Regions from separate parts of the Homo sapiens genome. Here region 2 is linked to region 1. Evidence: read pairs that join two places in POLR2A ChIA-PET (ENCODE). Cell type or tissue: OCI-LY7. All regions are shown on one strand. Each heading gives the region's core, and the rest is flanking DNA. Links, peaks and the distances in the headings are about the cores only.

What was found. ChIA-PET counts read pairs that join two places held together with the same protein. Peaks named below come from ENCODE experiments on the same cell type or tissue, not always from the same donor. Only the 100,000 strongest peaks of a DNase experiment are listed, where the experiment ranks them.
Region 2: POLR2A ChIA-PET joins it to region 1 with 5 read pairs; 2 of 35 experiments call an interaction of 5 or more read pairs at or near these places.

Annotation. Positions count from the first base shown.
Region 1 is chr4:3,384,712-3,389,931 of GRCh38, reverse strand. It overlaps RGS12 (regulator of G protein signaling 12), which reads right to left. Exons shown (of 18, transcript NM_001394154.1): 4 at 3,495-3,516. Among named protein-coding and RNA genes, the nearest start is that of HGFAC, 55 kb to the left of the region's middle. RefSeq lists enhancers at 863-1,012, 1,703-1,972, 4,269-4,348. In OCI-LY7, for the core only: no CTCF peak of the experiment used is centred there; a DNase peak (open chromatin) is centred at 2,171; H3K4me3 peaks cover 1,322 bases; H3K27ac peaks cover 1,354 bases.
Region 2 is chr4:3,953,453-3,958,672 of GRCh38, reverse strand. LOC105374358 (a long non-coding RNA gene) reads right to left here and starts at 2,276. Exons shown (of 3, transcript XR_925069.3): 1 at 1,088-2,276. It also overlaps the pseudogene FAM86EP. RefSeq lists silencers at 237-531, 2,287-2,356, 2,607-2,686, 3,107-3,546. In OCI-LY7, for the core only: no CTCF peak of the experiment used is centred there; DNase peaks (open chromatin) are centred at 2,772, 3,102 and 3,862; H3K4me3 peaks cover 2,049 bases; H3K27ac peaks cover 414 bases.

The DNA of each region.
Region 1 (5,220 bases), core at 402-4,401:
CAAGGCATGAGGAGGACATGGGGATGGAGGACTGCGACTAGTACGTGTCGGGGGTCCCCAGGGTGAGGCTGCGAGAACGGAGTGTTTGAGAAGCAGCTGGAGCACCGGGGTCATGTATGTGGGGTGTCATGTGGACCTGCCACCGTCCCCCAAAGCCAGAGCCGCACAGTTCCCCGGCTTTCCTGCTGGCACAGACGCCGTACGCAGGAGGAGGTGGGCGCTCTGGGAGCTCCCCGATAGTCTCCACACCCCGACTTCAGAAGGTGAGGTGGTCACAGCGGGAACATCCACCTGTGGAGGCTGCAGTGGGTGAGGGGATTCTGGCAGGCCTCTTGGCACAGAGCTTGACCAACGGAGGAAGCCACAAGAACGGGCTTCTGTGCGGCCGCGGCTCCAGCTCTGTGCAGAGCCAGACCAGGAGAGGTGAGAGGTTCCTTTTTCCAGGAGCAACCGGGCATCTTCCTTTTCTCATTTCTTCACAACGCCCCATCTCCCTCCAGCTCGACCTCACACTTCTGTCTGAATAACTTCCCACAAGGCAGACCATTCCCCTGCTAAGCCTCTCTATAATGCTAGAATGTGCTTCCTTCTCTCCAGCTGGAATCTGCTCCCTGCCCCCACCCACAGCCCTGCCGTGCCCCCCAGAGACCAGCTGTAACCCTTTTTCCCGAGGGCACTCTTTGGCTACAAACGGGTGGCCATTATCAGCCCCTTTCTTCTGAAAAAGTGAAAAAACACACTCCAACTTGACAAAGATTGCCAAAATAGCATAGTCCAACTTCCTTAAAACCGAGCCACAAAACTAAAACTCTCCAGCGAGAGCCTAAGCTATAAAAGCACGATACGCGTCACAGAATGAAACCGTGGCATGAACACGAACTCTCTCACTGGCACGGCTCGTTGAACACAAAATATTTCTAAGTGAGTGATCTATTAATCACCAAAACTAGACAGGATGACCAGGCAGAGACAGCCCAGCTGAGCAGATTGCTCCCCAAGCCAACTCCTCAGTCCCTCCTTGGAACTCGGGGAGCATTTTTCCCATAAAAACACTGGGGTGCTGGAGTTCCCAGGCCCACCTCAGTGCACTGAGTCTCCCACTGACCACAGCCTATAAAAAGATCTCTGTGTGGAAACACAGCCAGAGTTTCCCTGGGACCACCCCCCCACCCCGACCCCGCCCAGGCTCCTGTCACTGCCGTGGAGGGCAGGGTGTGGGGGAGGGGGCCTCTTTCTGCCTGAGGCACCAGAAGGGGCAGCAGGGGCTGCAGGCGCTGGAGGGTCCAGGGCTGGAGCGGGGGACTCTCCAGGACCATGGGGCTGGGCGTGTGGAGGCCCAGGGCTGGGGGGTGGGTGGGAGCCAGGGTGGAGGGGCCTCTCAGCCAGGGCTTTCCCCTGCAGGCCTGAGTCTGGCCATCTCACCTGCAGACTACTGTGAGCTGCTGGATCTCCCCACTCTGCCTCGGTGCCCTACATCTAACAACGGCAGAATGTGACACCGATCTAGAGCTCATGTGCACATTAAACAAGATAACTGGCTCTTTTTACTCTTATAAGCAAAGAAACTGAAGATGGAAAAATAACAAAAACACAAAAAGGAACTAAATAAACATCCAGCCCGCCCACTGCGGTTCCTGAAATTCAGGGTGTGCTGATGACTGTCTCCTCCCTCCCGTCTCCTCCTCCCTCCCGTCTCCTCCTCCCTCCCGTCTCCTCCTCCCTCCCGTCTCCTCCTCTGTGACTGGGGCTCTCCATGGAGGGACGGGCCTGTCCCAGTGGCCCCAGGGTCTGACACTGGGAAAAGAAGGAGGAGCAGGGGGTGGAAAGCCCTAGCACCAGGGGATCTCTGCGTGGCCAGGATACACTTCCTCAGAGGGACACACAGAGCCAGCGTGGCGAGGAGCCAGGACACACTTCCTCAGAGGGACACACAGAGCCAGCACGGCGAGGAGCTAGAGACTTCCCACCCTTGGGAGGTGCAGGTTTTTAAACAACTGTAAAATGGACACATAACACAACTCTGGGTTCCTGCATCTATTGCTGACAGAAGCAATCTTTTGGAGGCAAATAAAACTTATTATATATGGTGAAACTAAACATATTAGGCAAATCTTTCATGTATAAATTGCCTGCAAGAAATGAATGTCTTCTGCCAGAAAGGAGAAGTGAGAACACGGCAGAAAGAGAAAGCATGAACAGATCATTCAAAACACCGGTCACTTTATCCTGGATTTGGTTCCGGGTCCTGTTTCTTTTCATTAAGGAAGTTTATCCTCCCTCCACCTTAAGACTGATTAAATGACATGATTTTCATTGTACATAAAATAGGAAATAGAATTCCTTTTATTCTACAAAATACATCTCCACCACACGAGTGTCGGGATCCCTCTGGTCTCGGCTTCAGGTGCCAGTGCGTGTGTAACCCAAGATATGCTCCTCCTCCTACAGAGCCGCTGGCCCACAAGGGCTCTGAGCTCTGTCTGCCCACCTGGGGTCCTCCTGGCCTTCCTACAGAGTGGCTGGCCTGCGAGGGCTCTGAGCTCTGTCTGCCTACCTGGGGACAGCAGCCCTTTCCGAGGCCGAGGACTGAGGCCAGCAGCTGCAGGACCACAGAAAGTGAGAGAACGACATTTGGTTTCTCTTTAACGCACAAATACAGTGGCACCTCAAACCCACCGGCCCCTGGGCAGCTTCTGCAGCACAGCCTGTGCCTCAGCCCATCCCTGGCCCACAGCGATGCCAGGTGCACCTATTCCAGCTCTCAGGGACAGAAGTGGGGACAAAAGCGTGAGGTGACGATGAAACCCGAGAGCCTGCGGACTGTCAGGAGTGTTAGAAGAAAAGAGGAATATTTCGGAGGAACTCTCCTTACTTTGGAGAGGTTTTTTTAAATCATTGAACCAAAATGATAAGGATGACATCAGAGAAATCTTCAGTGAAATAAGACATTCCTGCCTACTTCCTTTTCAATCAGTCCATGAAAAGAATCCCTGTGCACAAAATTCTTTAAACACAGAAAGTAAGTTTTTGATTCCTCTTCATCCCACACTCTCAATTCGTCTATTATACTTTTCTTGAGAAAATTCTGGGTCTCACCCAAATTTCCTGAATTGCTCAAATTCAGAAAGCACTTTGAAATCTTAACTTGCTGGTTTAAAAGCTGGTTATACAACAAGGGAAGAGCAAAAACACGTTTTAACTTGTCAGACACAGGCAGGCGGGTGGGTGCACTCCTCAGACACACAGCGCTCTATCACACTGGTGTTCAGGGCCATGGCAGTTCTCTTAACAAACAGCTTCCAAAACACACGCCGAGGCCACCTGGGTGTCACAGAAAGCGCCCCCAGAATTAACTCACCTAGAACCCGCCCACAAGGAGACAGGGAAAGGCAAACAACCCGTCCTTCCTGAGGGCATCAAATGGCAAATACACTTTCACAATTTGAAAACTTTATGAAAAATAAAAAATATATACATCAGAAATTGTGACTTACCGCCATCAGACACAGTTGCAGACTGAAAGAAAAGAGAGAGAGACATGAGTTAATTAAGCCTCATGACAAAACTCCAGGAAACGAAAAGTCCATCTGAGGAACACAAGGGGCAGACTCTGGGAGGTTCTCAGAGGCACTCTCCAGGTGGAGGTGTCCCGGGAAAGCCAGACGGCCCAATGAGTCAAGAGTCACGGCTCCCACTCCGCCCAAACTAGGTGACACCCAACAAGAGGAAGTCATCCTTTTCATGTGAAAAGAACAGATCCCAACATGTCTGACATTACAGTCTTAGTAACAGCGTCAATGAAACCAACTTCACAAACTTCAGTAGCATCATGCCCTGTAAGTGACACACACACTGGGGGCAGCCACCAACAGCCCACTCAGTGCCCACGTGCCGTGACGCCACCCAGGACCACACTCGGGGGCAGCCACCAACAGTCCACTCAGTGCCTGTGTGCCATGACGCCACCCAGGGCCATACTCGCCGCCCCTCACGCTCTCCAGCATCACTGCCCTCCCACAGGAGTGGAACGGGGCCTAGAGAGGCGCAATGACCACTCAGGGTGGCAGCAGAGGAGTCAAGCCCAGAGCCAAGCCCCGGATCTGGTGCCCGCCCACCCAAGCAGTGCAAGAGCGGCCACCAGCAGGAGGGTTGGGGAGACGCCTCCGAGGAAGGGGCTTGGAACAGTGGAAGGGGCTGGAGGAGAGCAGGGTGGCTGGCTTAAAGGCACCAGGGACAAGAACAGACAAGTCAAGTTATGAAGGAGGGGTGGCAGGCGGTACCGGAAGGCCAGCGTGACCAGGAGGAGGCCGAGAACTCGAGACAGTCAGCTGAGCCAGGAGGAAGCCGAAAAGAACAGGAAGCCACGGCGGCCCCAACGGGAGCCCTGATCAGGGCGACCTGGCACTGCACTGGCAGGAAGGGCCCAGGGCGCAGAGCCGTCAGGCAGGTACGGGACAAGCCCAGGACTCAGCCCAGGAAGGAGAGGAATCAGAAGAGGCTGGCTCACCAGGGGACACGGATGCCAGGAAGTGAGAGGGGGTGAGCAGAATGGAGCTCCAGAGGCTGGACAAACCCGTGTTTGATCTGATCCCTGGGCAGGCACTCTGCTGCTATCTAGGCAGGAACCCCTTCCTGCGGGGACCTCCCAGACGGCCTGGCAAGGACCCACTTCTGTCCTCCTCTCTGCCAAGGCGAGGGCTGCCAGGGCCAGGGGAGCGAACGAGAAGGTGCTGCCGTGATGGGCAACCTGGTACCTCCTGGCCACTCCCGAGAAGTGGAGGTCACTGGGGCTTTAAGACCCCCCCACGCCAAAGTCCAAACAAGTGAGGCCCAGAGGAACCTCCCAAGGGGGAGGGGACCAAGGAAAAGGAGCCAGGGCTTCCAGCTGCTGCCCCTACCGTGTGGCCCTCCGGGACACACACTGTATGGGTTTTAACACGAGCGGTACACCCACTGGAATTCTGCACATCCTGTCTGACCACCCCAACCTCGGCACAGGGCCCCAGCCCTGCCTCCCAGCCTGCCGGCAAGGGCAACCATGCCCCGACGCAGCCTGGCCATCCGGGGTCCACTGCCAGCCCTGGCCCTGCGACCTACACCAGCTATGCGCATCCTCCTCCCCCGCAGAGTCTGTCCTCTGGCACCCAAAGTAAGCCCCCTGACAGGCACTGTGTGAGACCACCTGGGGCCAGCTTCGGAGGGTCCTGCCCCCCAACCCAC
Region 2 (5,220 bases), core at 499-4,498, 570 kb before region 1:
CTTGCAACTGAAACCACTCAGATTGTCCTAATGCTGCGCCCCATAACAACACCACCTGGAATTTTACGTTTGTTTTTAAGCATCAGTCGTAATCTTCACTTGCACCCGAACACACTGCACCTGTGAGAGCCACGTGACATTAAAAAAATCCCTTCAGTGAGGCCGGGCATGGTGGCTCACGCCTGTAATCCCAGCCCTTTGGGAGGCCAAGGCAGGTGGATCATGATGTCAAGAGATTGAGACCATCCTGGCCAACATGGTAACACCCTGTCTCTACTAAAAATACAAAAATTAGCTGGGCGTGGTGACGCGTGCCTGTAGTCCCAGCTACTCGAGAGGCTGAGGCAGAAGAATCGCTTGAGTCCGGGAGGCAGAGGTTGCCGTGAGCTGAGATCGTGCCGCTGCACTCCAGCCTGGCAACAGAGGGAGACTCTCTGAAACAAAAAAATCCCTTCAGTGCCTTGATCCTTCCAGATTCAGATCCAAGAGAGATGACATTTGTCCCTCACCAGAGACTGCACACCAAGATAAAGATTTCTTCTGGCCAGGCGCGGTGGATCACGCCTGTAATCCCAGCACTTTGGGAGGCAGAGGAGGGTGGATCACCTGAGATCAGGCATTTGAGACCAGCCTGGCCAACGTGTTCAAACCCTGTCTCTACTAAAAATACAAAAATGGCCCAGCATAGTGGCTCACGCCTGTAATCCCAGCTACTCAGGAGGCTGAGGCAGGAGAATCGCTTGAACCTGGGAGGTGTAGGTTGCAGTGAGCCGAGATCGCGCCATTGCACTCCAGCCTGGGCAACAAGAGAGCAAAGCTCCGTCTCCAAAAAAAAAAAAGAAAAAAAGATTTCTTCTGTGTGCATGGCTCAGCTCTGTGGTCCACTAGCGTCCTTCTTCAATCCGCTTCCAATCTACGGAATCAGGAAAGACTGAACAAACCTAGATTAATATTTTAGTATAACATAATACAGTGTTACTTACTATGGAATTGACCGTATATGCCCTTTTGCTCCTTGGAGGAAAGACAATTAATAGCTATTATGTGAGTTAATAAAATAAGCCCAGGATTTATGAGTATAACTAACCTGTTCCCATTGGTTTTCCTTGTCTCCTGCAGGCAGAGAGCTGATCAAAACAGCAAAAGCAAAGCAGTGCCCCTGGCCCAGTTCTGAAGCCAACCTTCCTTAATCACCCAGACCCATCCCTGGTTAGGACTTGCTGTGGATTCTCAGGTGACTCCATCTCAGGATACAGGGACTGAGAGGGTGTATGCAACATCTCAGACCCAGAAACCGTTGATTCTGCCTAAAAACACAGCAATAACCACATCCCACCCTCTTGATTTAAATGAAAGGGTTTGGGGGAATAAAAGATGAACCTCTTTTTTTCTTTGTCAGATCTTGCGTTCATTTGGTTCTGGTGTGGAACAACAGCTATAAGAGAACAAGTGTATTCAATTAGAATTAATTCCCCTCTCTTATTCTCATAGCTGAGCAGGGCTCAAGTGCCTCTCATCTGAAAGAGGTAATAAGATTTTATCTGTCTCCTCATCTACCTTTTGCAAGTATACTTAACAAATTCGCTCTCGGGACTCTTCCAAATGGAGTTTTATGAGGGATTTGCTAAGGTAAACGTTTTAGACTTTGAACACAGTTCAGATTTCAGGGGCAGTACTGAAATCTGAACTGTGTTGCTAACTGCCCTGCCTTTCAACTCAAGACACAATAACTTTGAACTAAAATAATTATATTTTTGTTGTTTTCCACTCTGTCCCCACGTCTCTATCACCACCACCCCCAAGCCCACCCCGCAGGAACTAAGTCCTCCTTCCTATCCCTGCAAGATCAAAACTCCTCCTGCAAGCCCCGCTAGCTCTGTCTGCTCGCCTTCGTGGCAGATATCGCTATTGTACTTTTATACTCATTTGTGTGATAAGTACTTCAATGTCTACTTCTTCCACGAGCCCCTGAGCCCCTGGAGGGCCTGGACCACACCTAGTTTTTCTCACTGTTACATCTCCCTTGCCAGACACATGGTAGGCGCTTAATAAGTATTTGGTGAACGAATGGCTTGTTTGGTGACAGTCCAAAGGCTGGGGGACAGAGGGAAATCTCCCTCCTATCGGGCCCCAGACGGGTGGCGCTGATGGAGAGGAGGCTAGGATAACGCCTCCAGGACCGAAGCGCGCACCCGTAAGGCCCCTGCCAAAAAGACCTTCCTGAAGGCGGAGGAACTGCGAGAGTGCCTACGTTGGCCCAAGGCCTGACCCGATGATCTCGGGGACCCTTGCCCTAACCGGCCCCGCCTCCCGGGCCCCAAACCCGGACTCGGCCCCGCCCGAAGCTCCGAATCCTGGGGCCCGCCCCTGGCCCCGTGTCAGCAGACCGTGGGCTCGCTCCTGGACCTGCCTCAAACCCTCCGCAGGTAAAGCCTCCCGAACTTGAGCCACACTCCAATCCCCTCCTCAAACCCCTCCCCGTTTCTCACACCCCGGACCCCTCGATCTGTCTCGGCCCCTCCCCAAGCCCAGCTCCCTCTCGGCCCCTGAGCCCAGCCCCGACCCTCCTCCCAGTCCCTTGGTCCCTCCCGACACCGGCCCCTCCCTAAGCTCCGCCTCCCAGGGCCCGCCTCCTGAGTGCAGCCCGCAGCCCAGACTCGGCCCTGCCTCCCGGACCCTGGGCCCCTCCCCACGTCGGCCCGTCCTAAGCTCCGCCTCCCAGAGTCCGAGCACCGCCTGGCCACGTGCTACGACATATCAACGCCCCACCCTGGCCCCGCCTCCTGAGCCCTTCTCAGGGTCTGACCTTAGCCCCGCCCTAAGACCTGTCTCCTGGGCTCTGCTCCGAGTCTCACCTCCTGAACCCAATCATCGTTTACCCCCACCCTAACGCCCGCCTCCAGGACTCTTATCCTGCCCCCACGCAAGGCCCCGCCTCCAGGACCCGCCAACCTGGACGCTTCCGAAGCCCCGCTTCCAGGATCACCCTGTCCCGACCCCGCCCCAGGACCCGCCAACCTGAACTCTCCCCAGGACCTGCCCCAACAACGCTTATCCTGGCCCTCCCCAGGCCTCGCCCTCATGACGCTCATCCTGGCCCCACCTTAGAAACGCCACCACCACTCTCCTCCTGACCCTGCCCCCGGGCCCCGCCCCCTCTCTGCCCCTGCGCACTACCCTGGGCCCGCCCCCTCTTCAGTCCAGGCCCGGCTTCCGCCCGGTCTCCCGGCAACGCTGCGGCCCCGCCCACGCCATGGCGCCCTAGGAGAACGCGGGGACAGAACTCTTGCTGCAGAGTTTCGAGCGCCGCTTCCTGGCGGCGCGCTCACTGCGCTCCTTCCCCTGGCAGGTGGGCGGCGGGGCGAGCGGAGAGGCCCGCGGGGCTCGCGGGAGTCCAGGGGCAGACGGGATGTGTCTCCGTGCTGAAGCCCCCGGCGCTCCCGCCACGTGAGTGCCTGGGCTCCCGCCGGTCAGGTCGGCGCGACCCGGTCCCCGTCCCTGGGGCCTGGCCAGAGTCGCTCGCACCCCTCCTGCCCCGCGGGCTGGCGGCGTAAGCTGGGGGCGTCTCCACCGTCTTGGGGGGCAGACGCGCGCTCGTTGTGGGGTACAGTTCACGATCATTTTCACGACTTTTTAAAGGCAGTAATCGTTCTGGTCACTGCGACACAGCTGCCCTCGCCCATTCTAAAAAGTCAGCGCCCTCAGGACCGCAGGTAACCACGTCCTCCTGAGTGCGGTGACCAGGTCACAGGCTGTCCCTCGTGCCTCAGTGTTCTCATCTGTATGTCGAGCACTGCACAGAATCGGCTCATGCGCTGAGGCTCTCACGCCTGTGATGGAAGAGACAGAGAAGGGGGTGGCCTCTTGTCTCCCTGGGGACCTCCCATTCTCAGCACAGGCGCATGGCAGGCAGCAGCCTCCCTTCTGCCAGCAGAGGAGCTTAATGCACCCGGACACATTTGTAATTCATGTGCGGTGAGCTCACTGGGATGAGTCAGTTTGGATATATATTCCTCCCTGGGTCTGCCCCATTTTATGGGGTGTTGCTTAATCGTTTGCGTTATTCCATTGACATGAAATATTTGCACTCAGAGATCATTTCTGGTCAGGAGAAATTTGTGCGTTTTTAACCCTAAATAGAAACCTTCCTAAAAGCATCATAGGTCTCCATTCAATATTGACTATAATTGTTCACATGCCCACGCTGAATGCTAACTTGGGCTCACCCTCAACACCCACGAGGTGGGTACTATTATTATCACTCACATTTGACCAGAGGGATTGTTTGATTAGGGTGCAGTAGTTGAGAGTTCAGACCCAGGAGACAGCCTGTCTGCTTCCAATCCTGGCCCAGCCCCTGGCCCTGTGTGACCTTGGGCAAGTGACTGCATCTCTCTGTGCTGTTGTTTTTTTCTTAATAAAATGGGGGATATAATGATAGCTACCTCTTAGGGTTGTTGTCAGGGTTGAGTACAAAAGCCTGTGGATCAGTGCCTGGCTCATGGTAAATGCATGTCGGTGTTAGCTAGTGTTTTTATTCAGTCTCGAAATGTTTAATAAATGCCTTCCGTGAGCCTGGCACCATGGATCAGCAGTACCCATGACAGATGAGGCTCTGCTTGCATGGGAGAGCCAGAGAATAAACAAAGAAATGAATAAACAAGAAAAGACCAGATGAGAGTGGCTCTAAAGCCAATAAAACAGGGAAATGGTGAATGGAGCAACTGGGGAGAAGAGTCACCAAAGTCGGGGAATCAGGGAAGCCTTCCCCAAAGAGGTGGCATTTAAACTGGGGCCTGACTGGTGAAGCAGCCAGCCATGGGAAGGGCTTGGGGAACAGGATATGCAAAGGCCCTGTGGTGGAAACAAGCCAGCTGTGGTTGAGGAACAACAGCAAGGCAGCCAGTGTGGCTGGAGTGGAGTGAGCAGGGTGGGCCAGGGGTGAGGGAGAACAGGCCAGAGAGAGGGATTAGGACCAGGTCTTGTAGGGCCTTTCACAGCATGGAAGGAGCTCTGAAGCAATGAAGTGCCTTGCCCTGTGTCACATACCAGCCGAGACAGTCTGCCTAAGTCGGGAGCCCAAGTTCGCTGCTGGGCTTGAGGCCCCTGTAAGAGGACAATGTAACCCAGGCTGGTATGGGCACATTCTGCATTTCCACTTAAACTCAGATGGCAAGCCCATCAAACCTTGGTGCCATGGCTGCCCTGGTAATTCCTGGC